2 separate regions of the Homo sapiens genome follow, and region 1 is linked to region 2. Evidence: read pairs that join two places in POLR2A ChIA-PET (ENCODE). Cell type or tissue: Panc1. All regions are shown on one strand. Each heading gives the region's core, and the rest is flanking DNA. Links, peaks and the distances in the headings are about the cores only. Region 1 has its middle 200 kb from the start of UNC5CL. Region 2 overlaps LOC101929555 (a long non-coding RNA gene).

Region 1 (15,846 bases), core at 4,900-12,899, 160 kb after region 2:
CCCCTGGGAATTCAATATATTGCTTAGTACCAAACTCAAATCAGGACCTTATCTTCCATGGACTTCATTAATCAGTGAGTGGTGCTTGGATGAATATAGCCAAAAATGCAAACAAGCTATGTGAATGGCCACATTTTGGGAAATGCTTAGAAGAGAAAAGAACTGAGGTGAGTAGAGTATAATTGAGAGGGCAGACCTCTGATTGGGGGTGGATCATAACCTAAGTCTTTGTTTTGTTTACTTAGACTTGTTTCTTAATCTCTAATATGGGGTATAATTATAGCAGTCTGGCTGACCCCATGGGGCTGGCATCATGATCAAACGTCATCATGTGGAAGAAAGCCATGTAAAGCATAAAAAGCATCAGGAATTATTGCTAGCCATGGGGGGAGGTCATTTTCTCCTCCATAGACCAGAGATTTCTAGTGGGTTTTTGGAGCTGTTTGCATTAACTTGAAAAAGAGTATGGGTTCCAGGCAAACAGGCCCTTCAGCCTCTTTCTCCTCTAGTTTTGTCCAGTACCATTCCCAAGTGGAGCGAAGAGGTACGTGCCAACAGAGCCCAGTGCAGCCTGCTGCTTGTGATCTGGAGATTACAAGAATAATAACCCAGCTCTAAGCCAGTTGTCCCTCTGCAAGCAATTTGTTACCCTTTTCCCTGTGACTGGGCCCTGCTTATCTAGGGTGTTGACTACAGAGTCCTCACAGAGGTAGGTGTCGGTGTGCAGATCACCAAAACCCACCCCTCGTGAGCCCCTGCACCACAATTAGCCTCAGGCCTGTGAGGCTCTGGGCCCCCTCAGGAAGCTGGCAGAAGAGAGAATAAAACAGCAAGAAGAATGTGAAGAGGTGGAGGGTGAGAGGTGTGAAAAATGGCGCATCTCGCTTAGGGGCTAAATTGTGTCCCTCCCCGAAATTCATATGTTAAAGTCCTAACTCCCAGGACCTCAGAATGTGACTGTATTAGGAGATAGCACCTTTAAAGAGGTGGTTACATTACAATGGGGTCACTAACAAGCACCCTAATACAATATGCCTGCTGTCCGTCTAAGAAGAGGAAATAAGGACACAGAAACACACTCAGAGATGACCAGGTGAGGACACAGGGAGGAGAAGATGGCTACCTACAAGCCAAGGAGAGAGAACTCAGAAGAAACCAACCCTTCCAGCACCTTGATCTTGGACGTCTAGCTTCCAGAACTGTGAGAAAATAGATTTATGTTGCTCAATCCACTCAGCCTGTGATACTTTGTTATAGCAGCCTGAGCTGACTAATAGAGATGGCAAGTTCTGCAGTCAAGATAGGGTGAGTGCCACAAGATGGATTATGGCCTGCTATAAACTAAGACAGAGGCACACCCAGGGAGTCGAGAGCCAGTGTGCAGGGAGCAGCTCGGCTCCAGGCTTAGGAGTGAAGATGAATCAGTGTTATGAGCTTAGATGTGATGAGTAACTGTGTAGTCTTCAGCTACAGGCATAGTTGTTGAGGCTAGAAAAGGAGAAGACTTTTACTTCGACGGTTCTCAGTATGGTTTCCAGGCCAGCAGCATCAGCATCACCTGGTAACCTGTAGGAAATATTACTAGGTCCTACCCCAACCTAGCTGTGGTTTATTAAGACCTCTGGGTGATTCTGATATACACTCAAGTTTGAGAACCACTGATTTACGTGTGTGTGTGTGTGAGAGAGAGATTAAGCACAAGAGTTTGTGTGGTTGCATTACACAGAGTAGAGAGTCAGGGAAATTTGTTGCCGTCGGAATTTTGCGCAAAGCTTTCGGAAGCAGCCCTTGTGACATGCAGTTGGAAAGGAGAAATATTAAGTGGTAGAGAGACAATTTTAATCCCATAGCTCAAATTCCCCCTGTCTCAATCAGAAGTAAGAGAGCTGGGTAACCACAGGATCTTAGCACTTGGCTCATTCCAAATTTCTGGAATTCTTTTCCTTATCAATCCCTTTTCTGATCAAATCTTCACCCACTAAAAATATGGTCATAAATAATGGTGCTGGTCTCTTTAAGATTTGCACACTGGGAGGGAGTACGAGTGGGAAGGATGGAGGATGATAAGAGAAGGAGGAGAGTAAGAAAGTTTTCTTTTTTATTATACTTTAAGTCCTGGGGTACATGTGCAGAATGTGCAGGTTTGTTACATAGGTATACACTTGCCGTGGTGTTTTGCTGCACCCATAAACTCATCATCTACATTAGGTATTTCTCCTAACGCTCTCCCTCCCCTAGCCCTCCACCCCCCGACAGGCCCCAGTGTGTGATGTTCCCTTCCCTGTGTCCAAGTGATCTCATTGTTCAATTCCCACCTATGAGTGAGAATATGCGGGGTTTGGTTTTCTGTCCTCGTGATAGTTTGCTGAGAATAATGATTTCCAGCTTCATCTATGTCCCTGCAAAGGACATGAACTCATCATTTTTTATGGCTGCATAGTATTCCATGGCATATATGTGCCACATTTTCTTTATCCAGTCTATCACTGATGGGCATCTTGGTAGGTTCCAAGTCTTTGCTATTGTAAATAGTGCTGCAATAAACATACATGCACATGTGTCTTTATAGTAGAATGATTTATAATACCATTATATACCATTTAAATACCATTTGACCCAGCAATCCTATAACTGGGTATATACCCAAAGGAAGTTATTATATAAGTGGAGCCTCTGTGATGCCAAGCACTGGAGGGCAACTTTCAGAGGTGACTTTATTCAGTGGCTTAATGAATGGTATTTTCTTCCATTTCTTCCATTTTCTCTTATTATGTAATAGCTAGAAGCCTACCAATGAATTGAGAGAGGTAGCAATAACTCTAAAAGCCACTTTTGGCTCTCTTTAGATGGTACAAAAATGATGTCAAGGCATTTACAAAAATGTTTTTTTTGGCCTAATCTCAATTTTAATGGGATTAGGACATAATAACAAACTAGTTCTGAGAAAGCACCTTCACCTGAAGCTAAAATATTGCAATTCTAGAATGTAGCTTTTGGAAGAATGAATATTTAGATGTCATTTTCATCCTCCAAGGTACATGCAATCGGTGTAAGTACTGCCTAGAATGCCTCTCCTCTGCCTCCCCAATTATGTCCACTGAATTTTGCGGAACTCTGGAGAGAACATTTGGAGTTGGAGGGCTCTGGCAAAGGTCTGAAGTGCAAGCAATGGATACTGAAAAAGGGATGCATCTGTTAGGCATGTAGGCGGCTAGCATGGCATCTTGGTATGATAGTTAGGACCCTGGTTAACTTGCAGGCTTTCCTAAGTCTGCCTGGAGTTGGATTCTGACAAAGGATGCATTAGTAGTAAGAGTAGCTAACACTGACTAGGCACTTACTATGAGTGTCAGACATATCTGTATGTTATGTGACTACATCCTTAACCCAAGATGAGTGAGTTAATTAACTTACCTAGACCACGCAGCCACTAATTAGCCAAATCCAACCCAGCAATGATGTCTTATAGATACCCAAGATCAAGCTGTTGACCAGTTTCCCCAGGACTCAGTGAGAACAGAGAGGTGCTCATCTGGGAAGGCTGGAGAGAGAAAGAGGAGGTGCACCAAGTGGCCATAACACCCAAATATATGAACCAGGTGAGGCGATGAGAAAGTTATCTACTCACTGGGCGATACTGGCATGCTTACTACAGGAAGGAGGCTGTTGGGAAGGCAGAGCCATTTGGAAGCTGACTATTCAAGAGACCTCAGAGACCATGCTGAGGCATTTAGACAGAAACCAGTGAGGAGAAAAGTTGAGAGCTGAGCTGGGAGTGGAAATGGCTGACCACAAGGAGGCGCAGAAGACACAAAATTTGTAACTTACAGGTCTCCTGGACCTCAGCCTCCCTTCTCCCACAGGCACCCTCTAGTAGGACGGTCTCCTCTCTCCCTCCTCTCCCACCACATCCATGTCCAAAGCCTCCTGCCAGAAACTACCTTATCTTCTTAATATGCAGTCTAAGCTTGACTCTTTCCCCTAAAAACTTCCTAGACTTTCACATCATCTTTCTTTGATCTACTTAATACCTAGTGTGTCTGTTCACTGCAAGACAGTCCCTGCTGGGACCAGACCAGGGCCCTCCCTACTCCCTATACATTAAGACGTCTCTCCATGGAGAAAGATCAGAGCCCTCTCTGTTGCTGTGCACACCCAAGATATCTGCCTTTAACTCAGCAAGACAAAGGCCCACACCAACTCCTCCATAAATCCACCACAGTTACCACCTTGAAAGTTCTGCCACCACAGGGACTCACACTGAAGTTGAATTTTGTAGGTCAGTGATTTCTGATTTTATTTTTATAACCATCAATTTCCACATGAAAAAATGTAGCAGTTTTCTTTTTCCTTTCATTATCTGCTTTTTTCTCTCAGGTGCTTATTGCCTTGGCTTCTGTTATAATGAACCCTTCCTTCCCCCACCTGCTTTCCCAAATCCTCCCTCCGTTGTCAAAATCTCCTACTTTTTAAGCTTTCATGGAAACTTTGCCCCTGATATACCACAGCCCTCCAAGCCCAGGCTGGGCTGTGCTCTCCCAGAGATGCTGAGAGAACTGCAGCAATTACTCATCCAAACTCCACTGGGATTCCCACAGACTCTCATCCTCCTTCCTTCAGTACCCTAGGCCAATCCTTCCACTGTACCCTTCCTCACTTCTTCCTCTGCAATCTTGCTCCATTAACCCAGCTTCCTTGATAGCTTTAACATCCCCTTTCCATATTCCCACCCTCAGCCTACAGACATTGCTCATTTTTCTCAAAAACCACCTTTGAGCCTCCTCTTGAAGTTACCAACATTTTTATTCTCAAACTTGGTGCTCGCTGCTTAGCTTCCACTTGTCTTTATTCTACTGTATCTCAGTACAATCTAGCTTTCAGTCCCTAATAACTCCATAAAACCATCCTTGCTACGGTCATCAATAATATCCTAATGGTAAAATCCAATCAATTCTCATAGTCCCCAGTGCTCACTCTGCTTTATTTTATCTATTGGCCACTCTTCTTTTTTGCAAACTCTGGCTTTGTTGGCACCATATAATCATGGTATTATATACTTTGTTATTTCTCTGTGATCTCTTCTTTTATGATCTTAGGCCTTAGGGACTCAAGGAATTTTTAAACATCTGTTATGTAGCAGTGCATTGTGCAGTCATAAACGGTGCTGGTGCTAGCTCCTCCTGCTGTTCTCCATTTCCTGTGAGGCTTGTAGGCATACTCTTTTCCTGTCTTCCCTACCAGCCTGGTAGTATGGGCCTTCACTTGTGAAATGAAGGAAAGTTAAAGGGAGATGAGAAAGGACAAGAGAGAGATAGATGTAAATAACTCTTTTTGTCAGCCTTCAATTGTCTCTCAAGGTGGGGAGAAATATATACGTTGGTAAAATACTCAAAATATTGTCAGTTCTTCAGATGCTATGAACCTTTGAGTAACAAAGTCTACCAAATGACTTAGGACAGCATGAAAATATTCCCTGAAAATAATTTTGAGAAGGGGTAGTGGTAACAGAAGATCTGAGGCCAGCCCGTTTTTCCCCAAGCCTGCTCCATGACCCCCTTCCAGTCCTCCTTTTCCAGCCAGAGGATCTCCTGAGCCAAGGTTCCATTCTCTGGATTCCCCAATCATTTCACATGATCTTGTATTTCACATGGCCCATCTCATAATGCCTCTGTCTCTTCTGCCTCCTTTGAGTTTCCATACACAAAAAGTCTATCAGAAACAACTCTCACCACTGACAATGATTTTTAGTGACTGCCTGGGAAAGAACACTCCCATTTGGTGTAATTTTTTTAAAAAAGAAATTAGTGGATGGGAAGTGTTAGTAATTTCAAAAAGTTTCCTTCTTCTAGTAGATTTGAGCAATTTGTCCAATCACTGTGTATTAAGGAATTTAATGTGTGAACAAGCATTTCCTGGAAATATTTCAACCAATGGTATCATCTCTGTAGCTTAAGTGATAAAGGACAAAGAGGAAATATATGGGATAAGCTTTTCTGTAATGTATTTGTACTTTGAGGGCAGATATCTATTTGATCTTTCATAAATCATGACTATCTCAAGCCTGTTTATGTTCAGATCCTGTTCTCGTTCCTGTTCCTTCTAAGCTTGTCTCTACTGGCTACAATTTTTCCTCTCCCTCGAGTTCATGTCCCTTTTATTCCAGTAGGGCTGGAGATACTGGCAGGACAGGGGAAAAACCGGGGTCTGAGAGTGCAGGCATTTGTCAGTGACTTTCCCTCTACTACCCCTCTGGGTTTCCTTGTCTGCAGTCTCTCTACTGCCTTCTGCAGAGTGGAAAGTTTTAATATCTCTTAGCTTTTTACAAATTAACACAGAAATTCTGCTGACAAGCCTTACCCTTTCCAAGGTTTAAATCCCAGGGCTCTTGAGCTGTGACAATTTAAATGAGCAAGATTTTCAAAAACTGATGAGTGAGGTTTTAAATGTCTTGTAGAAGCATGTTGCCAAATCCTCTTTAAAGAATTCTGTAGGACAAAGTAGTCGGTGAGCAGTTGCCTGCAGGTGCTTGCATGTGCGTGTGTAGTAGTGGTGGGGAAGCTGTCTGTGAAGAGTAATTACAAACCATAAGAGCTGGAAGAAACTTTAGGAACTAATCCACCAACAAGCACATTTTAAGGATGAATAAAACAGAGCTGAGGAAGGTCAAGTCACTTGCTCAAGGTCACAGTGTCATCTGTAACTTAGGTCTCCTGACTCCAGTCTAGCAACCTTTCTTATTTCATAAGGCAGTGTAGTGTAGGTTATGTAAGAATGATAAGGCAATGAGCAAAAAGACTGACTTAGCTCACTGGGGAAGCAACTCTCAGGAGCCAGCACTGTGTCTATTTAGCATATCTATTTGGTCTACCTGCTGTCTTTTGCTGTTCTAACTGATAGCTTTCTAGTAGCTCCATCTCCATTCCGCCCCCGTCCGACCCATCAAAGGTTAAATCAACTATTAATCTAAGAGGTCAAGATTATTTAAAGATACATTTAACTTTTATTCCAAGAAACAGAATAAGCAACAGAATAGAAGAAAGAGCAAGGAGATTTCAAGCCACGAACTGTAATTGCAGGAGCAGTTAAAATCCACTTAGTCACATCACTTCTAGACAAGACAAGAAAACACACTTTTCCCTATTCCTCCCAATAAGTACAACTAAATACGCTGGACATTACATATAAAACAGACACAAGAAGTTTCTGAAATGAGGAGAAAAGAAGGTAGGACAGCTAGGAAACTCAGGAGGTGAGGAACAATATGTAGTAAGTTCCCTGGGTTTTCTTTTTGCCTCATGTATCCCAGACTTGGATCAGGACAAGCAGGTAACCTGGAAATGTCAATGGGCACAAAATATGGTAAATGTAATACACTTTTCTTTTCCTTTTGGCTTTTCTATATTATGTTTGATGGTCGAAGCAAAAATATAACCCTGTTTGATGTGGCTCTCAGTGAATGTACAGGAAATAATTAAAACATAATTAATAATTATATACAGGAGAGGGTAAAGGAACATAAGGGATAGTAAGTTTTCTATACTTCACTCAAACTGGTAAAATGATGATACCGGTAGACTGTGATAACTTACGTTATATTATGTAATACCTAGAACAACCACTAAAAAAATTTCTAGAAGATACATTCAGACATGCTCTAGACAGATGATAATGGAATCCTAAAAATGTTACTTTCACTCACAGGAAGGCAGAAAAAGGAAAACAGAGAAATTAAAAACAGAGAACAACAGAAAAGAAAAACTAAAATGGCAGATTTAAGTCCTAAGATTATTAATAATTGCATTAAATATAAATGATCTAAATATATAAATTAAAAGAGTAATTGGTCAAGTGGATAAAAATACATGCCTCAACTATAAGCTGTCTATAAGAAACTTCATATATAATAATTTAGGTAGGTTGAAAGTAAAGGGGTTTAAGAAAGTATACTACGCAAAGGTTAATCAAATGAAAGCAAGAGGAGCTTTCAGAAAAAGTTGACTTCAGACCAAAGAAAAGTACCAGGAACAGGGAAGAACATTACATGATAACAAAATGGCCGATCCACTAAGATATGCAGTCCTACATGTGCGTGGACCACAAAAACAGGGCTGAAAAATACGTGAAGCAAAAACCGATGGAAGTGAAGGAAGAAATCACAAATTCACAATCATAGTTGGATATTTGAATCCCCTATCTCTCAAGAATTGATACAGCAACCAGAGAGAAACCTGTATAAACAGTATCAGCAAGATATAGAAGAACTCAACCACACCATAAAACAACAGGATCTAATAGGCATTTATAGAACAGCATATCCACAAGAGCAGAACACATTCTAAAGAGCCCACGGAACAGATACCAAGAGAGGCCACATCCTGGGCCACAAAAATAACCTCAACAAATTTGAAATAACTGAAATTATGCAAATTATGTTTTCTAACAAAAATGGAATTAAACTACACATAAAAAGAAAGAGAAAATGAAATGTTCAAATAACACACTGCTAAATAATCAAAGAGGAGGTCTCAAGGCAAGTAAAAAAGAAATCTATGCTAAAGCAGTGCTGAAAGAGAAGTGTATAGCACTTAACATTTACAGTAGAAAAGAGGAAAAGTTTCAAATCAGTAACCTAAGCTCCTTCCTCAAGAACTTAGACAAAGAAGAACATAATAAACATAAAACAAGGGGAAGGAAAGAAATGAAAAGAGAAGAGCAGAAAAACAATAGAGAAATCCAATAAGACACAAACTTTTTAAAAAGATTAATAAAATTGGCAAACTTCTAGCAAGACTAACAAAAAAGAAAGAGAGAAGACAAATTACCAGTATAAAGAATGAAACAGCAGATATCACTGCGGACCCTGTAGACATCAAAAGGATAACATGAGAGTACTATGAACAACTCTACACACATCAGTTTGACAACTTAGGTGAAATGGACCAAAATTCCTTGCAAAACACAAACTATCACAACCTCCCTTATATAAAATAGACAATTTGAATAGCCTTATAACTATAAAGGAAATTGAATTTATAAGTTAAAAACTGCTGAAAAAAAAACCTCTCCAGTACCAGATGGTTTTACTGGCAAATTCTACCAAATGTTTAAGGAAGAATTAATGCCAATTCTACACAATCACTTCCAGAAAATAGAAGAGGAGGGAACACTTCTCCAGTAATTTAAGAAGCTAATATTACCTTGATACTAAAACCAGACAATGACAGTACAAGAAAAGAAAGCGGAAGACCAGAATCCCTCATGAATATAGATGCAAAAACTTTCAGGAAATTATCAGCAAATAGAATTCGGCAATATATATAAAGCAAACTTCAAAAGGTCACATACTGTATAATTCCATTTCTAAAACATTTTCAAAATGACAAAATTATAGAGATGGATAATGAATTAGTGGTTGCCAGGGGTTAGGGATGTGGTAATGATGATGGGGGTGAGACTATGATGCGGTGGCATGAAGGAGATTTTTGTGATGATGGAATAGTTCTGTATCTTGACTGAAGTTCTCATAAATCTACATTTGTAGTAAAATGGCATAAAGCTATACCCACATTATACCAATATGTTTCCTGGTTTTTAAATTGCATTATAGTCATGTAAGATGTAACCGTTAGTGGAAATCTGGGAACAGGTACATGATACTCTGCAGTATCTTTGCAACTTCCTATTGATCTATATTATTTTTAAGTATACAGTTTAAAAACAACTTAGTCCATATTTCAGCTAACAGATGTGATGTCAGGATTTGGTCTATCAGTGGCCAGATCCCCATGCCACTCCATTGCTGTTTCAATGTCCTAGGGTATGTCAAGTCCCACAAAACATTTGCTCAAGTCTTAATATTTGCAGCTGTTTCTACCAGTTAATTAATTAGAACTTTGTACCAAGGTACCAGTGAAGCAATTATTTGGCTCTTTGCTACTAAACTCGATTTTTTTCCTGTCCCTCTTTGGCCTCTGCTTTCCAGGTGGAGACCTGGAAAGCCGAAACAGGAAAGACAAAGGAGAAGAAGGTTGCCTTGGTAGTATCAGGCCTGATGTGCTGAGGATGGCTTTAGTCTCTCTCCCTGAGATGTTCATGATTTTCAGTCAGAGTTCACATGCCTGGGTTTGGAGTCTCAGTAGTGGGCTTGGAAGATGAAGAAAAGCCAACATTGCTGGCTGGAGAGTAGACACTGGGAGCACAGTGTGCCAAAGCTGGAAACTGAAGATGGGGCTGACACAGACAGGAGACTAGACCATCAGGTGCAAAGCAGAGGCCCTTTATTTCTGGAATCAGGCTTCTGATCAGGGCCCTAATTGCTCTATGAATGGAACACCGAAAGTGGCTGGCTCCTACAGGCAATCTCATTTATTCCTAATGACCACCCTGTGAAACAGTTACACGTATGCAGCGTTATACAACTTAACAGTGCTTGTATGGGCATGATCCCGTTTGAGTCTTCCAACCCATGTGCAATAAGTAACCAGAGCAGAGTTAACAACTTAGTTAAGCGACTAAGGGCAGAGCTAATCACATAAGGAAACCGTTCACGAGGTTTTGGGACAGTGTAGACAAAGACGTCTTCCACTTCAACCACAGCATTCACTCTGACCATGTCTGCATATTCTTGGACAGAAGAGAAAACTAATTCACAGTGGGTTCAAAAAGGCTGACCTTGGAAATCTTTATTCCACTAAAAGCTGATTCACTCCCAGGGTTACATTTGAACAAGTCACTGGGCCATTCTATTATATGTGTACTTCCACTAAAATAGCTTCTTAGAAGCCACGCTAATTATACACCAGGATATATCTCTGATAGCCTAATTCAGCCTTGGGCTTTTTTTTTTTCCTCTTATACCTCAAAGGTTCTCTCTGTACTGGAAGTCCTGTTGTCAATCACCTTCCAACCTTAAGAGCTAAGCACTGCATTCCCAAGCAGGGGAAGGTGGGTCACACACATGATCAGCTTTATTGGCTGCTAAAATTTGATGGTGGAGCAGCCGATTGATGCCTAAATACCCCTAGATGGCTTGGTCCTCTTTAACCAGCAGGTTGACTCCTGAAACAATCTCATTACAAGTTAGTGACCAGTATTAAGGTTCTTCATCTCCCTCACCTCAGTAAAAACTGAAGGCCCAGCTGTGGTGATAATTCCTTCCTTTCTGAGCACAGGAAATGAAAACTGACACCTGCACCAGAACCTGGAGGTCCACACTTCAATGTGGGGGCCCACAGAGTGCCTGGATATGGAAACCATTAAGCAGCCTCAGCCAGTCTGCTTGAGAATGCAAAGGCATTCTCAAGTTTCAATAATAAAACTGCAAGTCCCAAGAGTAGGCTTAAAAACCAACGTCCTAGGGGTTCTCCAAGAAATATCCAGTATTTTGCTTAGAAATATCATAGTTGCTAATCATCAACTGTTTTACAGTATTTTCAGCATATCTGCACACATTTGATCTTACAGTTCTGGGCAAATTTCTGGGCAAAATTCTGGGTAAATTCAGCACTATAAGGGCCAGTATTTGTACATGAACCACACTTTTGCATTTATGAAGTGCATCCACACATACTACACTCTGATCCTCTCAACCAATCCTGTGAGGCAGTCAGAATGGGAAGGTAAGAATAAGACCGATGCACATTGCAGAATGTAGGCATCATTGTCTTAGAGCAAGTTCAGCTCTTTTCATTTCCTTTTACCCCCAAGATACACTATACTCATTTCTCAAGGAGATGTGCCATATTGCTAAGCCAAGAACTGTCCATATTGGTCCCAGATTCAAGGGGCTTTGTTTATATATTGTTTTCATCTAATTAGAGAATCATGAAAACCACTTATAAATACATTTATTCCAATTATTATTTCTTTTTAATAAATATCACCAAATAACTGAGTTCATCAGCAAGACTTTGTAAATGATTAAATTGTGCCCAATAATTTATGCCTCAAAAATACCTAGTTTCTTTCTTGTAGTTTTAGATTCAGTAGAAACCAGAGGGAGGGCCAGAGGAAAGAGGACTAAATACAAAGCCTGGAGCCGGGTGGGCAGAAATAAATGTAAGCAAAATAGCTCCAGGCAATTTCTTAGTGCTCCTGGCACTTCTAAATCTTGGGGAGTTCAAGGACACAGCGCTTCTCTCACACCCAACGTTTACTTCTCAGCAGTCTTCAGAATCGTCATAAAAGTCAGGGGGTAGAGGATGGGGGAGGCTGGTAAAAAAAAGAAAGTTCTACAATTCCTTTGTTAACTTTTGAGTAGGAGAAAAAACTCTATTTTAGCCATAATGCTAAAAGCAGAAATTCCAAGTTCATATTTAATTGTATATCCAAGAAATCATCATTCGTAAGAAGTGTGCCAACTATGTATTAGATACCGTCTTATAGTCATTTCAAAGTCTAACTTAAAATATTTCTTTTGGAATAGATAATTCATGATTAAACAGTCAAAATTTTGAATGATTTTTCATGATTGAAAAATGGAAACTGTACTGTGAAAAGTCTTCTGGACGTTCAGTTTCTCACCCTGGATGATGCTAGTAGTCAGTTTCTTTTGTATAGGTACAAAATCTCAGGAAAGATGTAAACAAATACAAAAACATATTCTTATCCACCTTCTTCCTTTTTACAAATGAAAGTCTGCTTTTAACTACTGCTCTAACCTTTTCCTCTTGATTTATCTTCAAGATTTTAAAGTACTTAAAGATGCCTCATTCTTTCATGATGGTATACTATGTCATTGTGTGGAGGTACCATTATTTAACCGGTCCTCTACAGAAGGCGTTGGTTTAAATCTTTTGCTGTTATAAACAATGCTATGATGAATTATCTCTTACATGCATCATTTTGGAATGTATACATCTTTAAGGTAAATTCTCAGACGTGGAGTTACTTACAATTTTGATATACATTGCCACGTTGTCCTCCTCACCAAGTGTGTGTTGATGTGAAACTTTCAATTTTTGCTGGTTCTCTGCACCCAAGAATGTTGCGGTTTGGTACATCTCATTACACACGTAAGAATCTTCATGTCCTCAAGAGTAGTCCATAATAAGCTGAGCAGACTGATGGAACAGAAAGAATTAATACAGGTTATGGCTTCTGTCTTTGGAACAGAGTCCTGGATGAACTGCAGGTGATATTTCAACTAGAAATTGTCAATTCTTCTCTGCCTCAATCCAACAGCCTAGTAATGCTTCAGCAGAGACATATGCACAAGTCATAAGCATTGTCTAAAAACTGGTATTACATTTGCTTTGGTTCTGTTTTCTAAGTCAATTCATAACTGGCTATAGATTCCAGCTCCCTCCCCTAAATAGGTAAATGTGCCCCGCTGTTCTTCTGTTTGTAGAAGAACATCATGGACTTGTTTAACACATATACTCAAATAGCATATAGTCACTCCAACATCAGAAGCAGTTGTAAAGACTCCATTCATTTACCAGTCTTTCGAATGCTCCCGCATTTGGGATGATGAACTTCAACATGCGTGTCTTGAGGCCAAAAATCATAAGCAGATTTTCCTGACTTCCAGTTCATCTGTTTTCTTCTGAAACAAGGATGTTGTGGCAGCAGCTAGCAATAACTGTGCCAGCTTGTTCTTTCAGAGGAACAGTGTTCTCTCTGCATTGAAAAGATCAGGAGCTTTGTAACACAGGCAGGTTCACATTCTCAGGTGTAAGAATAGTTTCATGGCAAATTCACCGAAAAGTGCAGATTTCAGGGGTGCCATCATCTCAGTTAGGGGGCCCTTTCCTGCCTGCCTGCAGGGATGCCTTTGTTCCCACTCAGTTGGGACAGCTTGTGTATCTTCCATATCATTCCTAAGTCATTTTTCTAAGAAGTCCACTTGCAGAGATGAGGGTATAGATGAGCTTTGAGAAGTTTGCACCTTCTCATGTACTATGGACATAATCCTGCAGCATTTTAAGAATGTGAGCAAAAGCTATTGTCTCCACGGTGGTTCCAAGGCTGGAGTTAAACAGCTTAACTGATGCCCTAATGTACTGATTCATCAAGTTGAGTCTGTCAAGCAGTTGTTACTCAACTGCTAAACAATGGAGCTAGGTACATAATCTTTAATTAACTTGGTTTTAGGCTCACTGGGCAGATCACTTTCACTTGGGACAGTATCACAGGTAGTAACAAATCTAACCCTCCAGTGACAGCATAGTTTTGTTCATTTAATCATTTAATTTTAATTTATTTAAACCTAGCCTCTCAATCCCTTTCCTCAGAAACCTGGCTTCCCTGTCTAGAAGCAAATAGTGAATTCTTCCAGAAACATTGTATGCATATACAAGAAAGCATACTCTTAACCCAAGTCATATGCAGCAGTGTTTTAATATTCTTTTATCAACTTCCCCAAATTTCTGTCATGAGTACACTCCTTTGGAGCAAACAGGCAATAGGCAACAAGAATACAGCGTGCCCTTCAAAAGCTACATGTTAAATCAATACCTTTGACTGAGAGACAGTCCTGGGGTTTTGGCAGTGCTATATTATCAGGAACACATTTACAAAACATGTCCTAGGTGGGTGTCTCCTGGGGAGATGTAAAACATTTTTATTATAAAAACTCTTAATTCTACACAAAAGTAGAAAGAATAATGTGAAATCCCATGTGCCAGTCATCTGGTTTCATCAGTTATTAATCTGTATCCAATCTTCCTTCTTCTATTTCTTATTGGATTATCTTAAAGCAGATCCCACATGATAATTCATCCTGGGGGAGACTTTCACAAAAATGAGTAAGAATACTCATTTCAGAGGGTAGTTTACTAATATTTTCCCCAAAGCTGGAACCTTACTTATGGCCAATCCTACAACAACTATCTTACCTTCTCAATATGGTCACTATCATAACCTTATGCTGTTCAGTGGCTTTCACTATTGAAATATCTTTTTCCCTAAATGGATAGAAAACAGCCAGCAGGAGCCTGCAACGCTGTTAGAAGTGAGGAATGTGTTACAGAGGACCAAGAACGAATCCTCACAAAAGGTTCATAGATGTCCTTTTCCCCATACAGGCTTTTGGAAAGGGTCCCTTCTTCCCCATTTCCTCAACATAAACTGGCTGGCAACATCAGGCCTCTTAATCGGTCAGGCTTCCTCCCTTTTCCAACTAATAGAGACATCTAGAAGATCTTTCATATTTCAGACTTTTAAAAAGGGTCTGCTGAAAACAGAGGCTGGCTCATGAGAATCCCTGGGAATCTTTTCTACTGGGGGATATTGGGTGTGGAAGAGGTAGGGAATAGTGAATAGAGACAAGATGGAGATTAGAGATTTAAACACACACACACACACACACACACACACACACACACACACACACACACACACACACATACACACAGCAGCCTGAGCTGCTTCGACCCTTATAAACAGATTACAGACAGGTTAGGAAAAGGTGATGCTCTTAAATCTATTGTTGGAGTACAAACACATGTTTGTTTAAATATCAACATGGGCAGAATGGGTCAGGGGTGGCCTTCCAGACAGGACAATGTCACTAGAAACCAAAATGCACTTACACAATGCTTTGACATGTGGAGATTTAAACAAAAGAGGTTTGTGCTGGCTTAGTGTGATTTTACAAATAAGGTACTTATCTGGTTGAGTCACTCCCTCTTATTACTTTTGGAAAGATATACTCCAGGATAGAAATTGGTTCTACCTGGGACCCAAAGTTTTCAGGAGACATATTAACTTAGAGTAACTAAGTCTTAGAGATCCACCTAAAGCACAAGATGTCATGTTAGGGAAAAGCAAGAGAGTATCTTAGACTCTAGGGCATAACTACAAGAAAGGAGTTACTTACCAGAAAATAAAGGCCTTGAAGGCACT
Region 2 (15,846 bases), core at 2,666-10,665:
GGTCCAACCAGGGGGACAACGGACACGTTTGGGGTCTTCTCTTCATTCCTTCTCTAGTAATTCCCGATTTACCACCATGGACTTCCGGCAGCCATGGTTTCCTGTTTTAGGTTGGTTTCCAGAAGCAGACCCTGAGGCAAAGGTTTGTGTGAAAGTGTTAGGAAGTGTGTTCCCAGGGAAAATCCAGAGGTCGTAGGGAACTGGAAGAAAGAAGGGAAAGAAGTGAGTATGAAGCAAAGTGTCCCCGAGGGTAACTTTGGAAGAGTCCCACAGGGGATGTCTGTTAATGGTGTAAGTCACACTTCAGAGTTGTTTCATCATGGAGAAGGCTGGAGAATGTTTAATCCTTATGTTGTCAATCATATTGATTGAGGGTTGTCTTAGGGGATGTGAATTCCCAGGGCTGAGGCTGCCCGAGAACAGTCCTCTGACACAGAGACTCAGGTGCCTGCTGACTCAGGTGGAAGCACACCAGGAGGGGATCAAATGCCCTGAGGGGACATCAGGAGGGCACCGACAGCCTTCACAGCACTGCCTGACCCCTTGCAAACTAGCTGAGACTGTCTCTGGAAAGCACCCCGTCCAAGGTTAGCCCACTGGCTTTCCTCTCCTAGGAGCTTGGAGAAGGGTCTGAGAACTGCAGGATGGAGCCTGGGCTCATTGGGCAGCCATGTCCCCCCACCATTTGGGCTCTAGGGACATTCGTCATGTCTGACTGCTTAGCACTTTTTGAGCATCATTCTAATCCTTGTTAGAGTTCCTGACATATGGGAACTGCTGCTCCAAGGCAGAATCCAGAGAACTGAGATTTTTAGTATTTTTTGCAGCTGGTGCCAGTCATGTGACCCAGGCTCCACCGGTGAGGAGAACCTACATTAGACTTTGATTTGGAAACACATAGCTCTGGGTGGTGTATTCATTTTACTCATGCAGCTGGCAACTCAGGCTTCTTATTTTTGGGATCCAGTATCAAATTTCCAGTGCAGAGGTGGCAGCCACACAATTGCAGTAGAGTTGAGTTCCCGGCATCCAGTGTCAGCCTACTTCCTTTTGGGGAGCGATATTAAGAGTAACAGGTCTAAGGAATGCTGTAGGCAGAGGCTCCTTGGTCAGAGAGATGTTTGACCAAGTAGCTTAGCCAGAAGACAGATGGCAGAAATGTGGTGGGCTAATCGTTGGTTCAACCATATCAGAAGAGAAAGGGGATTAGTGCATTGATATTGGCTGGAAGAAGGTCTCTAGTGGCATACCTTAGGGGTCTGTCTTAGCCCTGTTCCATTCAACATTGTTATCAATGACTTGGATGAAGACATGGGAGGTATGGTCCTCAACACTATGGATAACACAAAGTTGGCAAACATGTTGGGTTACAGAATCAGTTTTCAAGATGATCTTAATATCCTGGAAAACTAAGAAAAAGATAAAACCCAATAGAATACCTTTTAGTTGTGCATTGAGTTAAAAAGAAAAGCAACTGTATAAGGACAGACTTAATAAGAGTGGGCGGAAAGAAAACTTTGGAAGGAGAGGTAGTGTTCCTCTTTACATATTTATATCCCACATATTCCACAAAGGATTGTAGGGGGCTTATAAAAATACATGAAATAGGAAAGAGTTAAAACACAGTTGAGGGAATTGGGGCAAAGTTAAAAGTAGAAAAATACTAAAAGCACAGATAAGGCAAAGTCCCAGATATGCATATGGCCCAGTCCTGCAGTGGTTACAAAAGGTGCCCTGAGCTCCCCTGTGGCTGAAGCAAAGAGGGAAACTTGATCTAATTTGAGATGTGCATAACAAATCTCATAAAAGATAAAACATAAAAGATAAACAAACCATTTATCCAGAAGAAGCACTGCTTTTCTTTACAGTGAAACCTGAAAGAACGTTCTCTTCTGGGTCCCTATGAAAAGGACACCTTGTGAAGCAGAGGATAAAGCCCTCAAAAGGTAGGATATCAAAACAAATTCAGTGAAAGCAATTCTACTTGGAGCCAGAAAAATTTTATCCAAACACCAGTTCTGGTTTGAGGTTGAATGTTGTGTTTCTCTCTAACTCAATGTTTCTAGACTTTTCTTCAGCATTGTTCCCCTAAGGAAAAAAAATTCCCTTCCTTTCATTTTTTCCCTATCCTAAACACTATTTTAAATAATAACATAAAATAATATAAATTTATAGAGAGATAAGATATGTATTGATAAATAAATGTATAGTAAACATAAATTAAGAAATAATTACATACTATTTTGTTGGGCAGGATTAAACTTTGGAGGGTCATAAAACTTTGAAACATCTAAGATTTTTCACACCCCCACCCCAGCCAATTTCCACCCCCTTGGGAGCACTTGGGAGCATTCACACCCTGGAGAATGCATACTCTAATGAGATGGAGAATGGAATGTCTTTGGGCAGTTCTCCCCAATCATAGTTACTCTCTAGACAGCACTTCTCTCTCTGGTGAATTTCCCTCCAATTGTAATTGGTTTTTTGACCGATGTGACTCCATGGAGTACAATCAGGAGGTGGCTTTATTTTTCTCCAACTATTGTTTTCTAGCTCTCTGTTGCATTTCTCTTCCTTATTTCTGGACCATCCCTTGACGTTGTTTCAGGCACAGCCCACAGCTTTTTGGTCACCTTCAGTTATAATAACTAGTTTTATTTTGGCTGCCTCACCTCACTTTCAAGCATTGAAAGGTCGTGGCCGGGCTAAATCAAAACTTCAATCTCATACCCAGCACTATGCTTCTCCCCTCCCCATCCCTCAGCTCAAGCCTGAGCTAGGTCTGCCTTGGAGAGGTGGCCTAGTCTGCTTTTTACCACCTTCCCCCACACCTTGCCTCTAGTTCCTGGGCTTCCCTTTTAGGAGGAAGTCTTATCAGACCTAGAGTAGGGACACATTCCGTAGTGGTCACGTGGCCCAGATGAGAGGGATGCCCACCTCATGCCCTCTCTGTACTTGCCACTGCAAGCCAGCCCAGCCAGCTTCCTACATTCCTTTACAATTCTCTGGACAAAAAGCAGGTGCCAGCCTCCCTGTTCCAGAACCTGGGGGCAAGGGCAAGCCCCAAGCTCCTGTCTGGGGAGCACCATGTCAGCCTACTGGTTTCTGTGGCTCAGCCAGCACCCAGCTGGGTATTGGACTCACTCTCTCCCTCTCGAAGGCCTCCTGACCTCCCTGCTGTTCTCTTGGATCTTTGTGCCTCACTTGAGGATGGGAGAAACATCTTCCTCCTGCCTTCATGGGGAAAGGGAGGGATGGAGAAACACCCTAGCCTTTCCTACTAGGCTGACAACTCCCTACTCTTAGAAATGCGCCTATTTCAATGGACTCGCAAATCTTCTAGTATTCTCTTGGGGTGGTGGAGGTGGGATGGGAGGATTGGATCACTCATCTTTGAGAAAATCCTGCAGGTATCCTCTGATCACTTTCTTTTTAGACTGCGGGGGCACTTTTACTTATTGCTATCCACTTTAGGGCTTTTAGCAGAAGTTCTGAGATTGCAGGGAAAATCCCATTTGATGTCCCATTAAGTGTTCAAACTTCCTCTTTGACTTGGCTGCCTTGCCGGGGATCTGCTTGCCAAGGGCTCTCTAACCTTGACTCAGCACAGCTCCCTCCAGTGGTCTTAGGACCCAGATGTGCAGCTGAGGTCACAGCCTTGCTCCAGGCCCTGCCTTTCCACAGTGTGCTGGGAAGCAGATCTTCTCACCTCCTCTGTACTGTGGAGGCTGACATCTTTTCCATTTTGCTGTGCATACCACGTTTGTTAAGGGAAAGAGGCTTTGAAGGAAGAATGGACATTTCTTCAATAAAGACATGTTATTTCTTTTGGCTTTGGGGGTCAGTTTTTTGTTTGTTTGCCTTTTTTTTTTTTTTTTTTTTTTTTTAAATATCAACACTCTCTAAAGTTCTAAAGGTAGGAATAAGAAGGTCTAGTGTTTTTTTTTTTTTTTTCTGTTTGCTTGTTTTGTTTTTTGTTTGTTCTTTTTGGGTTAAATTAGAACTGGTGAGCCAGCTCCAACCTGGCATTTCCAACTCGAAGTTCATGGTTCTGTCTCCTCTCAGCTCCGTGCGCCATCTTTGCCTGTTTCTTGGGTACTGAACCACGCTCAGCAGCAGGGCTGCCAGCCCTGATTTCCTGGGTCAGTCAGGCAACATATCTGAATTCTAAGAAAGCCACCTGGAGCATAATGACTTTCCTCTCAAGGTGAGACTGTGGCCAGCTAGTGAGAAAATGTGAATGAGGGCGAGGGGCAACTCTGGCCACCTTTTAGTCCCGTGGGCCATGTATATTAGTCACATAGGCTAGGTTTTGCTGCAATTGCAGGTAACTCCACAACAGAACTTATTTTTCATCTGGGCTACGTGTCCACTGCAATCCAGCCACAGCTCTGTTCCATGCTTTCTTCTCTTGGGGACCAAGCCTGTTGGATAAGGCACTATCTGGAACATGTTCTGGTCATTGTGACAGCAAGAGAAAAGCCAGAGAACCACGTGCTAGCTCTTAAAACTTATACTCCAAAGTGACACATGTGACTTCTGCTCACATTTCATGGGCCAAAGCAAGTCATTTGGCCAGAGCTGCATATATCAGAAAGGAGGTGTCTATTTCTCCTGCAGGGAGGGGCACTGAATATTTGGGACGGTCTTTTTCCAGGAAGATACCAGCTCTGCCTAAAATATAGCAGTTGCATGCGATTTAGAAATCTGACAAACAGGATTGTCAGAAAAGATCTGAAGGAAGCTGCCATGTGGGGAATTGTAATTTTTTCCCCTAAAGATTATTTCATGCTTGTTGGATCCATCATATTCTGAAATCCTTTTGCTGTCCAACAAATATTGATAAGTGGAGGCTATTCAGTCACATAGTTCTTAGGCATATCACGCCATAGCTCCCTGACATATGCCTACTGGCTGCCTTAATTTTCTCCCAATTTGTAGCTCCATGTTTCCCCATCTTCCTCCCCACACCCCATCTTTTTCTTTTTTTCTTTTTTTTTTTTTTTTTGCCCTTCTTCATTTCTTCTCTGGTCTCCAAAACCCAGATGACTGTGACTTTTCTGTGATCACTTAAGATTTTCAAGCTCCTCCCTCAAGAGGCTGGTAATTTCCACTTGGAGCATTTTCCTACTATTTTGTCCAGCTAAGCAGTAGGTTCTTAGGAAAACTGTGTGTCTTGGAGAATGAATTTCCATCAGAGGTAAGTGATTGGCATGCTTTTTTCTGTTTTTGATTAAAAATAATTTTAATATAATATTTTACTAGATTGTCTGACCAGAAAAGAAATTACTAAAAATCATAGCTATAGAGGCACTTTAACAAAATAAATATTTAATACCTGGGACCTATTTGGTACTTTTCTCTTTGCCCCTTCTTATTACAAGTACCTGAATTCTCATGCTTGATTGCCAGATGGGATCTTGAAGTGTCTGGCCAAGTCCTGTGGGGGTCAGAGCCCTCTGTTGCGGCTGAGCCTTGGACCAGCAGTGATCAGAAACCTTTCCTGGGGGGAGGCTTTTGTTTGCTTGCAGGAATGTTTCTGGGCCACCACCCCAGGTAGCCCATTCACCGTCCTGGCAGGGAGAGCTCATAAAAGAGGCAGCCTATTTCACTTTTTTCTTTCCTCCTTATCAACTGGGACAGTTTGTTTTTCCCTCTGACTCATAGATCCGGAATTTCAGGACTAGAAAGGGGCTCCCCTGCTGTTTTCTTCAAGTGACAAAAAGACAAAGATAGAGTTTAGCTACCTATAGTGCATTTTACTTCAGCATGAAGAATACTTATAATTGTCTTTTCCAATCAGACATTTTCCTAGCCAGTTTGTTTACCTTATTTTGATTTTGAGGAGGCCCATTTCCTACCTTGTTTTCGTTTGTCTTATTTTTTACTGGTCTTAGCTGGGTCTTTTGTGAGCTGCTAATTTGCTCTCTGGTCTCTTAGCAACCAGGAACTTTTCCAGCTTGCTGCTGAATCAGACCTTGGAGTTGCAAAGTTTATAACAGAACCTGCTGAAGGACAGTATCTCTCCTAGAGCCAGCAATTTTAAACCAATGTTTGAACAAGAAAATTAACCAGGGTTTCAGGACATGTACATTCACAAAGGCAACAACTACAAAACAAATGTCTGGCTCTCCAGAATGGTTCCATTCTCTTCCGCTCCCAGCCCCAGATGGCCAAGTGCTCTCTGGCTTACTTTGTCTTCCCTCCTGCAGCACAAGGCATTTCCCATTCCCTGTTCTTGGGCTGATGTGAAGCAAATGGAGCCTGCTCAGATAGGAAACAACTGTGCCCTGCCTGGAGGAGAACCAGAAAGGGGTTCTGGGTCTGCTGCTTGTTAGCAGGGGGTCAGGGCCAGCTGGTCACATGGTCTTTGACAGTTTCATTCCACACGTATTTATTTCACGCCCACTAGGTGCTAGGCCTCAGCACAGGGAAATGCATAGAATACAGCTGTGTCCCTTTAGAGCCTGTAGTCTAGTGAAGACAAACATAAATAATCTGGTTGCTATCCGTGTGACAAGCCTGCACTCACGATATAAACAAAGGACCGTGGCAGGAGAGAGGAGAACTTTGCCTGGGCAGAGGAGTGAAAGCCTATGTGAACTGACCACACTGGAGGCAGGTGAGGGGATGTGCAGTGTGAGGAGGCAGAGGCTACCTCTCTCCACCTTCAGCACATGTGCTGCAAGTCACACACTCCTGGCATTGGTCACCTGGGGGAAGGGAGCCCAAGAATATTAGCCAACATGAGAGTTTACTAGTTCTTCAGGTTGTCTATGACGATGTAAAAAACTGCTCCAAAGCTTTGTGGCATGAAACAACCACTATTTTATTGTGATCCCAAATTCTGTGGGTCAGAAGTTAGAAAAAAGCACAGAGGTGGATCTTTCAGGGGAGGACTGGAATGGGGGTGCTTTCAACCACTGGGGGCTGGAGGATCCACTTCCAATAGTTTTTTCACTCATATGTCTGGCAGCTGGGCTGGGCTGGCTTACGGGTGGGCTCAGCTGAGAGAGCATGGAGTTCTCAGGATTGTTAGACTTTTTTTTTTTTTTTTGAGACAGAGCAAGGCTGGAGTGCAGTGTTTTAATCTTGGTTCACTGCAACCTCCGCCTCCGGGATTCAAGAGATCCTTCCACCTCAGCTCCGGAGTAAGTAGGATTACAGGTGTGCACCACCATATCCTGCTAATTTTTTTGTATCTTTAGTAGAGACAGGGTTTCACCATGCTGGCCAGGCTGGTCTTGAACTCCGGACCTCCGAGGTGATCCACCCACCTCGGCCTCCCAAAGTGCTGGGATTACAGGCGTGAGCCACAGCACCCAACCCATTGGACTTCTTACATGAAGGCTCTGAGAGAAAATAAATGTCCTTTGAGAGCTAGGCTGAAGCTGTATGGCCTTCTATGCACCCTGCCTTGGAAGTTACATAGCATTCATTCCAAATGTACTATTGGTGGGAGGTGCCAAGGACCCATTCAAATAAAAAGTAGGGGACAAGGTCTGCTGTGGTGGCTCACAGCTGTAATCTAAGCACTTTGGTAGGCTGAGGTGGGCGGATCACCTGAGGTTGCCAGTTTGAGACCAGCCTGACCAACATGGAGAAACCTCATCTCTACTAAAAATACAAAGTTAACTGGGTGTGATGGCACATGCCTGTAATCCCAGCTACTTGGGAGGCTGAGGCAGGAGAATCGCTTGAACCTGGGAAGTGGAGGTTGCGGTGAGCTGAGGTTGTGCCATTGCACTCCAGCCTGGGCAACAAGAGCGAGACTCCGTCTCAAAAAAAAAAAAAAAAAAAAAGAAAAAGAAAGTAGGGGACATAGATCTACCTCTTGATGGAAGGAGGATAAAAATATTTGCAGTCATGCTTAAAACACCACACAGGAAAAAAAGAGTAGTCTCAGGCCAGGACTTGTACATTTTAGACTGACTCTGCCTCTCACTGGCTGTGTGACCCCAGGATTAGGTGCTTCTCCTCTCTGGGCTCTGGTCTCTTCATCTATAAAAGGAGGGCTTCACCAGGTTAATCTACATTCCCTTCTAATGAGGCGCAGCAGCATAGCACATGCTCCGTAATGACCTATTGATGAGGAGAGAGCTGAATTTTAACTGTAGGAAGGATCTCCAATGGAATCATGTGGATCATTAAGTAAAATAGGAGTTTTTGAATTTTCACACTGAAAGAAACTTGAGGAAATATAGTCTGGCTCCCTTGTTTTATAAATGGGGAAATTGAGATCTAGAGAAGCTACAGGTCTTGCCCAAGTTCTGGAAGTAAGTTAATGAGGGCTATTAAAGAATAGAAGCTGGAGGCCAGGGCGCGGTGGCTCAGGTCTGTAATCCCACCACTTTGGGAGGCCGAGGTGGGTGGATCATGAGGTCAGGAGTTCAAGACCAGCCTGGCCAAGATGGTGAAACTCCGTCTCTACTTAAGAAAAAAAAAAACCCACAAAATTTAGCTGGTTGTGGTGGTGGGCACCTGTAATCCCAGCTACTTGGGAGGCTGAGGCAGGGAATTGCTTGAACCCTGGAGGTGGAGGTTGCAGTGAGCCGAGATTGCACCACTGCACTCCAGCCTGGGCAACAGAGCGAGACTCCATCTCAAGAAGAATAGAACCTGGGTCTCTGAACCACACATCCTGTGTGCCTGACCCTCCTGATATTCCATTTGGAATTTCATTCAAACATCCACTTCCAGGAAGGCATCTCTTACATAAATTGAAGGATATCTGTAAAAAGCCATCTGGAAATTTTCCCTGTGTCCAACCTAAGAAGTTAATTGGGCTTGAGGGTGTGTTGGCCAGATCTGGCTGTTTCGCTGGACCTTGCTCAGGACTGGAGCAGGATGACAATGGAGCTGTGAGACTGATAGGGAAGAGGTGTTTGCTTCTGCTTTGGGTCCTATTTTTTTCATGCCGACCATGTTCAGAAATGGCTCTTGTGCATACATAATATGGTGACTGAGTTAAATAATAAATGATAAGAGAGGCCATGGGAGGTGGGAAAGCAAAGGCAAGGGAGAAGGAATCTGATTTCAGCTGAAATTGGAAAGGACAGTGAGCTGCTGAGAGAAGGAGACGAGATAGAAAGGCAGAAGAGCCCAGAAGTAACGAGAACAAGAAAAGAGTTGGTGAAAGGAGCTGCGTGACTTATTTAAGGTCCCAGGAAGGCTGAGAGCTAGAGGGGCTGAAGGGAAGGGCAAACTGAGTGTGGAAATATAGGCATGTCATTGGGTACTGGAACAAGTGGGAGGTCCTGAAGTCCCATTTAGTGCTAGGGAATAAAGCAACAAAATAGACAGTAGGCCATGAAGCTTTGGTTCCTCATGATAAATGGGCTTTTCCAGAGCTGGATCAATCACAGACAGGGCTGTAAACAGAAACAACTGGCTAGGGCTGATTTTGTGATATTGTTTGGACATGGGCTGGGAACAAAATTTATCTGTGCAAAGCTATCCATCAGGGTACTGGGAAGGATGGAGGAAAGGAAACATTGAGGAAGCCAGGTGGGTTTTTCTGGGTGGAGCCTTACTCCCCTATCCATCCACCCTATTTCCAGCTCACGCAAATTCCATTAACTCCCTCTCTAACCCATTGCCTCCTGTTCTTACCACAATTCATGCTAGACCTATGCCCATCTCGTTTCTTCTGAGCCATTCCATCCTAGTCCCAATCCATACACAAGCTTTCATCACATTTTTCAGCATAGCCTGTCCCCCTCTCAACTCCTCATTCTTATCTTCATTTCATTGACAATTCCCTTTATTTGGTGCTTATGAGTGAAACAGTCTAAACCTTTGCAGGATTAGACCCTCAAGATGCTAGGCCCTTTGGTGCTAGGAATTCCACATCCCTAAAGCTAGGCTTTCAATCCTTTTTATTTTCATAAATACACAAAAGTGATGTTTTTACAGCCCACTAGGCTCAGCCCAATCCAGGCCCCACCTAGCTACTGCAAGGGCTGAAGTATCCAGATATACCTGGAATCAATTCTCAGCACACTGTTTGGGAGATTGTGTAGTTTGCACACCCCCAATCACAACATATTTCCCCTATAGAGTTGTATTTTGCCTATTTGCCCTTTGGCGGACTCAACAAGTGACATCAGTTTCAGTGACACGAAGGCTTCATCCCTCCTCTGGTATCTAAGGCAGCAGAAAAATGGACTAGCATGGCGGGGATGCAGTTCACAGCAGGGCTTTCTCATTTGCTTTAGTTAGGAAAAAGCAGTCATGGTGTTCAAACGCATTTAGGGGAGAACACTATTAGTAACAGAGCTAGCAACAGTACTCAGGTCAGAAAGGGAGACAAAAGGGAGTATCAAGTAGTCCCTGCTTTTGTGAGCTTTTATTTTGCAGCAGGAATGAGACCAGCCTGGGAGGACGTCACAGAAGACTGGAAAGATGAGAACTGTAAGAGAAGCTCACAGCCCCTGGGTTGAAAAGAAGCAGAGGGCCTGGCCAGCAGGGAGAGAACCGTACAGAGGTTTACCAAAGTCTTCATTTCAGATGGGCCTGAGGGAGGGATAGGATTTCCCCAGGAGCAGAGTGGGGAGGAAGAGCACATTCTAAATCCAGCAAAGATCATGAGGAAAGGTCTAGAGGGGAAAAACAACAGATGGGATGGAGAAAACCACATAGTCCAGGAACCCTGGGGAGTGTGTAGACTGTAGAGGGATAGTTGGAGATAATTTCAGAGAAGGAAATTGGAGGAGGGCATGTAGGGCTTTGATTCCAGAGTGAGGAGTGTTATGTGCTTAGGAGGCAACAGGGAGCCGCTTGTCTGAACTCTCATCTGGACTGGTGGAAGTCCAGGGTGCTGGCGGTGAGAGAACAAAGTAGACTCGGACTGCCCTGGAAAATGCAGAACCCTGGGCACGTAGGACCAAAAGGGGAATCAAGACTGAGACTGTCACTGAAGCATAAATTCAAAGAGATGCAGATGAGAGGAGGGGCCTGGTGGAAGATGAAAGTCTGGAAAACTGTGATGCCAGACAAGAAGTGGACTCTGTGCGGAGGTAAGAGAAAGTGCCTGGTGAGTATCCTTGAGCCGCTGGGGCATAGTCAGTCTTTTTTGGAGGGTGTGATAGGTTTCAGCCAGAAATGAGAAGGGATGATTAAGGGCTCAAGCTAGCTCAGACTCTGCTGGTATCTGAGGCAAGGACTTAGGTGACTACAGCCATGGACATTTGGGAGCTCTAGCTGGAAGATAAACACGGTGTTGGAAAGGCAGTTCACTATGAGCTCTGAACTTCCCTGCACTTTTTTGCTGAATGTCTCAGATTGCAGGGTTTGTCTCTTTCTCGATACTGAGCAGTTCTGTATCTGGTCATAAAGGTGACTAAGTAGGGCAAGGTAACCATCCCTACCTGGGAGGACAGGAGGAGAACCTATTTGTTGTTTGCTGCTTACTGCTTTTTTGGGCCCTTGGCTTGGGGTTCTTCTCCTGTAATGCAACCCACTGGGTGTGTAGGTACCACATGGGCCCACAGTGTTGTCCCTGTGTGACTTGAGAAGAAGGGGAACTGATGCAAACATGGTGCTTGCTGTACCATGAGTAATACAATATTTTGCCTCTGACCAAGAAGTTTTATGCCTTTCACCAGGGTTCATGCTCAGTTGTTAGCCTGTAGATAGGGTAAAATCTAAGACCCTTCACAGTTTCTCACAGTAGGATAGATTTGAAGGGAAGAGCCTGGAACTATGGATAACAGTCAGGAGGCTATAGAAGTCAGGATGCTTTTGGCTGCAAGTAAGAAAGTATATAACTAAGAGTGGCTTAAATAAGAATGACAGTGATCTTGCATCAGATATGAAGATTGGGAAGTTCCAGAATTGATTAATTTGAAAGTTTAACATCAGGTTTTGGATTAGCTTTCCTGTGATCCTCTCCACTTTCTCCTCATGGTCCCAGGATAGCAGCCATAGCTCCAAGCATCACAGCCTCACATGAGAACAGGTCCTATTACTCACATAAAGTATACATATTGGAGAAAGAGCTTTTTTTAAAATATGGCTCCCTTTTTCTATCAGGGAGAAAACATTTTTTTTCCAGAAGCCCTCCTGGAAGATTTTCTTTCATGTTTCATTGGCCAGAACTGGGTTATGTGCACACTGAAAATCAATCATTAGCAAGTGGGAATGAGATTTCCATGAGTAGTTTGGATAGGTGATTCTTGAACCTGAATGTGCATCAAAATGACCTGAAGGGATTGTTAAAGCACAGCTCTCTGGGTCTTACCCCCAGGGTTCTGATTCAGTAGACTTGGGGTGGAGGTCCAAGAATTTTCATTTCTAACAAGTTCCCAGGTATGTTGATGCTGCTGGTACAAGGACATACTTTTAGAACCACATATCTAAAACGAAGTTAGAATAACTTTGGGAGATTATATCTCTTTGTGTGTGTGCGTGTGTGTGTGTGTGTGTGTGTGTGTGCATGTGTGTGATGCCTGAGCCCTACACCCGACCTATTGAATCAGAGTTTCAAATGGCTTTGGACATCCAAATCCAGTAGCGATTGCCACAGGGAATGTCACAAGGATTCAAGCCATAAATGAAAGAGCCTGAATAAGAGAGGGGCTGGGGAGTGACAGGGAAGAGCTGTTCTGACAGTCTTTGAGGATAAAAGCAACAAGACCTGCTGATTGATTGGATGTGGGAAAAGAGGGGAGAGAGGGAGAGGAGTTGATGATGGACCTGGAGGGGTGGAGGGTTTCTAGGGAGCCATGAGGGGAATGAAGGAAACCTTAGGAAAACCTGCAGGAACAGGCTCTGGGGGAATGTAATAATTCCAATGAGGATGTGATGAGCTGGAGATGTCTGTGGGACACCTAGTGGGAGAGATGCAGGAGGCAGTTGGAAGTGCTTGAGGCTGGAGGTGGTCAGAACCATAGCAGGGGCCTCTCTCAGGGGGCTCCGCACCTCAACCCCCACAGCCATTCCATTCATCTACGTGGCCTCAGGCCTCAGCATCCCTGACCTGGACTATTTCAGTAGAAACCCGCTTGGTTTCCCGGCTTCCAGAGTTACTGGAGAATGGAAAATAATTCATTTTCGATGCAACCCTCAGAATGATCTTCCTAAGACAAAACTCTGATCATTTGACTTCATTTCTTAAAGCTATTCCGCAAATTCCTAATACTATGAAGAGCTTCTCAACCCAGCCACACATTAGAATCGCTGGAGAGAGTATTTAACAAATTCTGGAGCCTGGGCCACCTCATCACCATCTCCTATGATCTTCCGATTTAATTGCTTTGACATGGGTCCTGGGCATTGGTATTTTAAAAAGTTCTCCTGGTGATTCCAATGCGCGGCCAGAGTTGAGACTACTGACCCAACAGGACAAAGTCCAAACCCCTCTGCACGGTGTGTAGTTCTTTTACTGCAAAGTTTCTGCTTATGTTGCTCGTCTTATCTCCCTCCACTTTCTTATGTCAAACCCACACTGTTCCCTGAATGCACCACGCAGTTTCATGCTTCTGGGGTTTCACGCCAGCTGCTTCCTCTGCTGGGAAAGCTCTCTCCTGCCTGTTGGCTTCGTGGATATCTTTATTCTGGGCTTACTCAGCTTAAGCGTCATGTCTATCTGGAGGTCTTCCTTGGCCTTCCAAGGTGGAGTTGGATGCTTTCTCCTGGGTTCCCCATGTGGCTCCATTCCAGCGTCCATCACTCTGAACAGCACAGGTGTGTATTCCTCTTTCTGATGGACTCTGGAGCCCCATAGCTTCTCAGTCTTGCTCACCCACTTACTGTGTGGCTGTAGGCAAGGTGCTTCAGTCCACCGAGCCTCCGCTTTAGTGGTAAGAGGAAATAATGATGTCTACTGCATGAGTTTATTATGAGGACTAGATGAAATAACTTGTGTTCCATGTAGAGAGAGAGTATGTGGAACACAGGCACAGGGTGAACCCTCAATAAATGGGAATTGTGGGTATCACGTGACTCCCTGCCTCTAGACCAGGGTGGTCCAAGGGAAATGTGACAAGAGCCACAAATGTGAGTCCGATGTGGAATGCCACATTACACATTAAAAAAACTAAAAAGAAGTGAAATGAATTTCAATAGTATATTTTATTTAATTCAACATACCCCAAATATTATTGTTTTACAATCAATATAAAAATATTGATGAGATATTTTTACTTTTTTCATATGTCTTTGAAATCCACTGTTATTTTAGAGTGACAACTTATCTCATTTCAGACCAGCCACATTGCAAGTACTTGGTAGCCAGATGTAACCAGTAGCTACTGTATTGGATGGCACAATGCTAGAATCAAGACACTTTGTGACTGTCTTGAGGATAGGTGCAATGTCTGATTTTTCTCTGCATCACTCAATTCATGGTACAAAGTAGTGTTTAATAAGTGTTTATGAGACATTATTGAACTATGCCTGGTGCTACAGGGTTATGTCATTGGGCAGGTTGCTAAGGGGAATACTGTATATACAAACATCAGCTACAATAATAGGGAAGGGAAACCAGGCAGTGACCAAGAGTGAGGTACTGCCTTGTGTTGACAGAGCCAGGTTGGAGGAGGAGCACAGGACATCTCTGCAGCAAGTCTGAGATTCAAAGTCCAGAATTGGAAAGGCCCAGATCTTGGTCCTGATGCTAGTGGCCACCAAAAATTGGTCTCCCTTCAAATTAGTCTCATGCTAAATTAGAGGCAACCAACCTTACTCATTGACAGAATGAGTGACCTTCTTTTGATAGGATATTGGGACCACTATGGGAAAATCACTTGACCAAGCTGAACTCAGTGAATGATTATAAAATCAGATTCGTATGTGAGATCTGATTCCACCATCAGCAAGCTATGTGACTTTGGACAACTGACTTAACCTCTCTGAGCTTCCACATCTGGAAAATTCATAGAACAGGAATAGCATCTATCTCACAGGGTTGCCTTGAGGAGGTCATGTGCTTCTGACTGGCTCCCAACAATCCCCACCTCCTAGTATTTATCCCCTCTGTATCCCATCCCGTTGAGTGTGCATGGGACCTAGTGACTTGATTCTAACAAATGGAATAGAGCGAAGTAAGGGGTTGTTACTTCCATGGTTAAGTCTGTAGTCTGTGACTTCTTTCTTGCTAGCGTTCTCCTTCTCTCTCTCTCTCTTTCTGTCACTGGTACTGTTCCTTGCCCTCTCACTTGCTCAGTCTAATGAGGCAAGCTGCCATGGTATGAGATGGTCTATGGAGAAGGGCACATAGTAAGGAAGTGTGGAGGTCTCCAGCCAAAAGCTCATGGGGGCTCCCTGAGGAGGAGAACTCTCAGTCCAACAATTCAAGAGGGAAGAAATCTTTACAATAATCATGGACATGAGCTTGGAAGTGAGTCTTTCCCAGTCCAGCCTCAAGATGAGACTGCAGCATTGTGAGAGCCAGAGGACCCAGCTAGGCTGTGCCTGGACCCACAGAAACTGCAAGACAGTCGATGCATGTTGTTTTAAGACGCTGAATCGTGGAAGATAATTTGTTACACAGCAATGGTTAACTAACACATGCGTGTAAGAGTTTGACACAACATCTACAATGTAGAAGGTGCTTGGTAAATTTAAATATGACTTTTAGTAGTGACACCAAAAAATTCTGCTACTGGTTATAAGGTCTTGTACTGTACCAGAGAAATTTGATAAGCTAGGCAGCCTATGCATGGCCTTCACAAGCAGCTAGGATTAAATTAGACTAACTAGAGTAGCATCACAGTTTTTTGAGCTGTAAGCTCATTCCTCTGCAGTGGAGTCAGCCTCCTTAATCCAGGCTTGGTTTTCATCCCATCCCATCATGTCCCCCTCCCAACCAGTTCCCAATTTGTTCACACTGTGAAGACACAAACT

What was found. ChIA-PET counts read pairs that join two places held together with the same protein. Peaks named below come from ENCODE experiments on the same cell type or tissue, not always from the same donor. Only the 100,000 strongest peaks of a DNase experiment are listed, where the experiment ranks them.
Region 1: POLR2A ChIA-PET joins it to region 2 with 12 read pairs; 3 of 35 experiments call an interaction of 5 or more read pairs at or near these places.

The regions. Positions count from the first base shown.
Region 1 is chr6:40,833,755-40,849,600 of GRCh38, reverse strand. No RefSeq gene overlaps it. Among named protein-coding and RNA genes, the nearest start is that of UNC5CL, 200 kb to the left of the region's middle. In Panc1, for the core only: no CTCF peak of the experiment used is centred there; no DNase peak of the experiment used is centred there; H3K27me3 peaks cover 2,438 bases.
Region 2 is chr6:40,987,492-41,003,337 of GRCh38, reverse strand. The region is part of intron 1 of LOC101929555 (a long non-coding RNA gene); the gene reads left to right. Among named protein-coding and RNA genes, the nearest start is that of UNC5CL, 44 kb to the left of the region's middle. RefSeq lists enhancers at 5,020-5,692, 5,693-6,366. In Panc1, for the core only: CTCF peaks have their summits at 3,502 and 3,612 (motif pointing left); no DNase peak of the experiment used is centred there; H3K4me3 peaks cover 789 bases; H3K27ac peaks cover 7,951 bases.